2 separate regions of the Mus musculus genome follow, and region 1 is linked to region 2. The links are chromatin contacts, found by Hi-C or POLR2A ChIA-PET in ENCODE. All regions are on one chromosome and are shown on one strand. The core of a region is the stretch at or near the end of the contact, and the rest is flanking DNA. Distances in the headings are between cores, read along the strand shown.

Region 1 (2,775 bases), core at 14-2,513, 41 kb after region 2:
TATTTGTTCTGGGGAGTAGTCTGAGACACCTTAGGAAGATAGATAGCTCTGGGATTTGGTCCAGACAATGAAAGCTGTATCTCAGGCTCTTCTGCTCTCCCCTCCCCTTCTCAAGGTTAGTCTGTCCACCTCTGCCTGCCCCTCATCTCCTCTACCTCCTTCCCCACATCACCTCCTCCCAGACCCGCCTGCCAGGCTTCGAATGGAAGCCTGCCCCTTCTTTTTTTTTTTTTTTTTTTTTCTCGAGACAAGGTTTCCCTGTATAGCTCTGGCTGTCCTGGAACTCACTTTGTAGACCAGTCTGGCCTCGAACTCAGAAATCTGCCTGCCTCTGCCTCCCAAGTGCTGGAATTAAAGGCGTGCACCACCACGCCTGGCCCCCTGCCCCTTCTTTTAAGGCCTTTTTTGTTGGTTGGTTGGTTGGTTGGTTGGTTTTTTGTTGTTGTTGTTGTTGTTGGTTTTTTCGAGACGGGGTTTCTCTGTATAGCCCTGGCTGTCCTGGAACTCACTTTGTAGACCAGGCTGGCCTCGAACTTAGAAATCCGCCTGCCTCTGCCCCCCCCCCCCGAGTTCTGGGACTAAAGGTGTGCACCACCACACCCGGCTTAAGGCCCTATTTTTAGAGCTGCATAAATTGTACTGTTTCTGTCTAATGTCACTTCCACCTACAGGGCTGAGCATGGCTTGAGGCACTTTATAATAAACCTCATTTCTAAAAAGAATGTCCTTTGTGGAAGAGCTGCTGAAGCTTTTTTTTAATTGCTGGAAAGTACAGTTTTTTTAATGTTGTCATTAGCGTGTATTAATTACACGAAAAGTTTCAATATAACATTTTCATTCATGTATCTTGTTTATATTCATACACACACAGACCTTTACCTGCTCTTGTCCCTCTCGAATTCTTTCATCTTTTATGTCTTTGTGTGTCCCAATGAATCTCATTAGTGTTGTTGACAGGAGAGGGAGTGGTTGTGTCAGTAAGAGGGAGAATAAATTTATTCTGTCACTTAGGCTTCGGAGACTGGATCTGTGGGCCCAGCAATAAGGGCCAAAGGAGCGGCAGGTAGGGTGCCGAGAGGCAGCGCCTTGTCCGCCATCTCCCTTCCGGGCGGTTCTCAGTAACCAACTGTGGGAGTCCCGGACGGTTTAGCGTCCTTGGCTGTATGACGCCATACCCTAGGAAAGGTCGGGAGGTCCGCCGGAAACTCCCGGTACAGACACCAGTGTGTGAGCTGGCCAATCAGCAGCGCCGGCGGGAGGAGCGGAAGTTCCTCACCCGCCATCTTTCTTGCTGGCGCTTCCCTCCTCACAGCTCTCAGCTGAGGAAGTCCAAGTTGCTGAGCCTCCGCGGCCGTGTGAGTGCCTGTTCCGGAGCCTCTGTGGAGCCGCGGCAGGCCTGGGCACAGACATGGTGAGCCAGGCGAGTGGCGGGGCTGTGCGCGGCGCCCTTGGTCCCGGGCGGCGGGATCCCGGTGCTGCGCCGGGGGACGAAGGGCGGCTGCGCACTGTCGCCTGCGGCTCCAGAAAAGCTGCTTTTCCCCTTAGGGAAAGTCAGTCGAAAGCGGGATTCCGAGGCTGGATGATGTGGAGCCGAGCTGGAAGTTTAGGAGACAATTCTTGCGAGTGAGAATTTACGCCCCGCCATGCACGGAGGCCAGGGGAGGTCACCCGGTGTCCTGCTTTGTCACGGCCCGCCTTATTCCTGTGAGACAGGGTTTCTTACTGAACCTGTGGCTAGGCTGCCTGCTAGCAAGCTCCAGCGATCCTCCGGGCTCTGTCCCCATGCCTGGCATTTACTTGGGTGTTTTTTATTTGAACTCGGGTTCTCACCCTTGCTCAGCGAGCACTCTTACACACCGAGTTATCTCTCCAGGCCCGAGAAACATGTCTAATATAGATCTTAAGCGCAGAGATTAATGGAAGTGAACCTGGGAAAACTGAGACATACCGAGATGTGAGGGAACTTCTCAGGGGACAGTCACAGTTCTTTTCCATGGGTACATGCGGCTCCCGCATTTAGGATTGTAATATCCTCTTGGTAGATTATCCCTTTATAGAGTATGACGAGACTATCTTTATCCCTTCTGACTTAAGGTCGGAGGAAGAACTTTTCAATTTTCGTCATCTCTGTGAGTATGGTACTTGAGGGTTTTCAAGTTTATCTTTTACTCTTGGGTTAAATACTGCTCTTACCTCTGCTCCTTTTTCCAGTAATAAAAGTTTTTTTGGAAACGACTGGACTTTAAGTCGTGGTCAAGTTCAAATCATAGTGAATTGCAAACGTATCGGTTTCTTTGTTTTGGATTTTTTTTGTTGTTTTGCTTTGTTGTTTGTTTGTTTTTGTTTTGTTTGAGACTAGATCTTACATATCCTAGGCTGTTGATAAACTTAGTTTACAGCCAAGCTTGACTTTGAGTTTCTGATAGTCTTATGACTACCTTCCAAGTGCTGGGATTCTATGAGCACATCACTAGCTCCTGGTTTTGCAGCTCTGAAATTTAAACCCAGGGCCTCATGCATTCTAGACAAGTATCTACCGTATACCAACTGAGCTACAGTCTCAACTCTATATCAAATTTTATTCCTGAGTAACTTTTCTGTGATCAGCACTTAATATTATTTAATTGACTGAACTTTGTCCTCATGGTATATAGTGGGATCCACTTAGTATTTATTTGACTATTAATTATCAAGTGGCTATGTCTTTCTTTACATGTGGTTTAAATGTTTTAGTAATTTTTCCATCTTTACTGATGTGATGGTTTAGTTTATACT
Region 2 (3,148 bases), core at 94-2,593:
GCCCGCTTACACTTACTTGCCATCTGTTGCAACCTACTTCTTCAGGATCCCAGCCTATACAGAAGACCAGCTGACACAGCCAGCCTCGTGAGACTGAGCAACTAATAGAGCCTTGGACTTCCCATTCCCAGCTGCCCATTGTTGGGTTAGTTAGACTACCAACTGTAAGACATTACAATAAATTCCCTTAAAATATAGAGACAATCCATAAGTTCTGTGAGTCTAGAGAACCCTAATATAGGAAGCCACATTTCTTATATTATACTTAGGAGTATTTTGCCTGCATATATGTCTGTGTACCACATACCTGCCTTCTCTAGCAGAGGTAAGAAGGTAGATGTTAAGAGCTCCTGGAACCGGGCTTGATACATTCTGTGTGAGCTGGGAAATGAATCCAGGCTCTCTGGAAGATCAGCCAGTGCTCTTAATCGCTGAACCATCTCTCCAGGCCCATTACACCTTTCGTAATGCTACTGTTTAATTTATACTAAAAATCGTTTTAAACTTTAGTCTTGCTTCATACTGATTCAGCCTAAAAATTTTCTGCAGCAACGTGTGTGTGTGTGTGTGTGTGTGTGTGTGTGTGTGTGTGTGTGTGTCCTGGCTTTGCCTGAATGGAGGTCTCGAGCAGGTGGTAGACACTTTCTGCTTCTCCGGAAAATACATTTGTTCTCTGAGGTAAAGGGCTGTCTCTGTGAGACACTCTGTGAGACATTTCTCCAGAAATCGGCAACCAGAAAGATCTATAGAGGACAGGTAGAAACGGATTCTCTCTCAGGAAAGCCAGGAGATTTCTGCTTTAATGGAATTTATCTACCAATCTGGGCTGGTCTTCAACAAGAAAAGAAACCTAGCTAGAAAGGGTTATGGTTGGAATATGTCGTTTTGGTTCTCCTCAGTCCGGTAGGGACTCGCTTATTCTGTTCCTCACTAGCTGAACACTCATCAAAAGGCAGAAAGCGGTATGAACTGTCCAATGAAGACAGTCGGAGAGCAGAGCGGAAGTTCCTCTTCCACCATCCTTTTTCCGTGAGCCAGGATTGTCGCAGGATTGCATTGTCGTGGCAGCTGAGGTAGTAGGGGTCGCCAACCCCGGGAGCCTTGGTGAAGGCCTTGGGTGGACCGAGAGCTGTCAGAACCTGGGGACCGGCGGGCGTAGCGGAAGTCCCTCCCCTGCCCTCTCATTTTCGGGTGCTGTCACACCCGCAGAGCTGTACGAGCTCAAGAGAACCTCCCTAGCCATGTGACACTTTAGCAGGAACAGTTTTGAGAGCCGCAAGGATGCGCGGGACAGCGCGTGCGTCTGCTGACCCTTCAGAAGCTCCTGCGGACAAGGCGGAAGTGCCTCTGCCGCCCGCTCCCTTCCGGCGCGGTGCTGTCCGGTCAGCTGAGAACCCGAGGTGACTGATCGATCCTCCGTGGCCCGGAGACGGGCGAGCCCAGGAACCGCCGCGGGGCCGCTGGAGGCCCTGGGAGCAGACATGGTGAGCCCTGGGTGAGCGAGGCGGATAGGCAGGCCTGCTGGGAAGCCCTCGACCCCCTGCTCCTAGGGTGGCGGGACCCCGGCGTCTTCTTCACCTTCGCCTCTGCAGGTCTGCACCTGGGACTCCTGAGTGCGCGGTGCAGAGAGCCGAGGGGCTCCAGGCTCTGGGCCAGGGATCCACTACTACTCACGTTCCTGAGAACCTCTGATGGTCTTTAGAAACAACATCAAAAATCCATGAATTTGCTTTCCCCACCCCATCCCAGTACTTCTTAGGCCTAAACGTCCCTAAATGTTTAGATATTTACCGTTTGACAAACTCATTAAAACTACACAAGTAGTTGGGGCGAGAGAAATAACAAATGTTTTGTCCTAGAAATGATGTGGGCATTGATCTAAAGTGGAATGAAGGGCAAATTCTATTTCAAAGGAGAATTGCAATAGAGGGGAAGCCCCAAATATAAGATGTGCTAGCATCTCCGGGGTACTGGAAAAAAAGGAGAGAAACTTAAGGAAACATTGCTTGGTAAGGATTTTGTTTTTACTGATGAGGTTATTGTTTTGAAGCAAAAGTGGGCCTTTAGTTAGTTGAGTTAGTTAGAGATGGCCTGTAGTCGGTGCTATGTATCAAAGGGGAAATGGAAAGAAGGAAAATAAGGTATGTGGAGATCCCCAAGTGAAATGTCTTGTCCACTAAGAGTTCCTCTACTCAGTTTCTGTAGTAATATATTTTATGAGCTGTGCCTATGTACTAAGATGGTCTCTAAGCTTATGGACAGTTTGGCCTGTCTTTGGGTTCCTTTGTGAACTGTGAGGGAATCAGGCTTCCTGGTTTTCTAATGTATGCGCTTAAAGCTATAGACTCCTTTCATATAGGACTCTGTTTTTATGTGTTCCTGAAGGTTTTGTTGTTTTTTTCATTTTGATATTGTTCCAGGAATTTTGGTTTCTTTCTTTATTTCCTCTTTAGCCCATTCATCATTCAGTACTAAGTTGTTTAATTTCTGTGAGTTTGCATGCTTACTAGAGACTTGTTTGCAGTTATTTTTAAGTTCCATTGCACAGTGGACAGGTAAGACCCATAAGTTATTTCAGCCTTTCAGAATTTGTTAAGCTTTGTTTTATGTCCCAAGATATGATCTGTTTTTGAGAAGCCTCCATGAACTGCTCAGTAGAATGTATATTCTTTCATATTTTGGTGGAATATTGATGTTTCTCTAGTTCTTATCCAGATAACCTGTCTATTGGACACAGGTATTAAAATGACCTAATACTGGATTAGTGTTAATCTGTGTCTTTAATTCCACTAGTATGCTTTTTTAAGATACACATACACACACATATGAGTGTATAGTCTGCATATAAGTATACATACCATGCATGTCTGATGCCTGTGAAGGTCAGAAAAGAGCATTCCCTAGAACTGTAGGTGTGTCAACTTGAAACATAGTGGAGTTATCACAGAGAAAGGAGCCTCCCTTGAGGAAATGCCTCCATGAGATCCAGCTGTAAGGCATTTTCTCAATTAGTGATCAAGGAGGGAGGGCCCAACCCATTTCGGGTGGTGCCATCCCTGATCTGGTTGTCCTGGATGCTATAAGAAAGCAAGCTAAGCAAGCCAGGGGAAGCAATCCAGTAAGCAGCACCCCTCCGTGGCCTCTGCAT

What was found. Hi-C counts contacts between places; a loop is a spot of excess contacts on that map. ChIA-PET counts read pairs that join two places held with the same protein, here RNA polymerase II (POLR2A).
Region 1: a map of left cerebral cortex shows a loop between it and region 2 (4-fold over the local background). The contact joins the promoter of Zfp617 here to the promoter of Zfp709 in region 2. A Hi-C loop is called at or near these places in 2 of 37 maps with a recorded cell type or tissue (heart and left cerebral cortex). POLR2A ChIA-PET finds 5 or more read pairs at or near these places in 4 of 5 experiments (Patski and embryonic stem cell).

What each region holds. Positions count from the first base shown.
Region 1 is chr8:71,921,562-71,924,336 of GRCm38, forward strand. It overlaps Zfp617 (zinc finger protein 617), which reads left to right and starts at 1,264. Exons shown (of 4, transcript NM_133358.3): 1 at 1,264-1,411. The coding sequence starts at 1,409.
Region 2 is chr8:71,880,725-71,883,872 of GRCm38, forward strand. It overlaps Zfp709 (zinc finger protein 709), which reads left to right and starts at 1,344. Exons shown (of 4, transcript NM_145624.4): 1 at 1,344-1,484. The coding sequence starts at 1,482.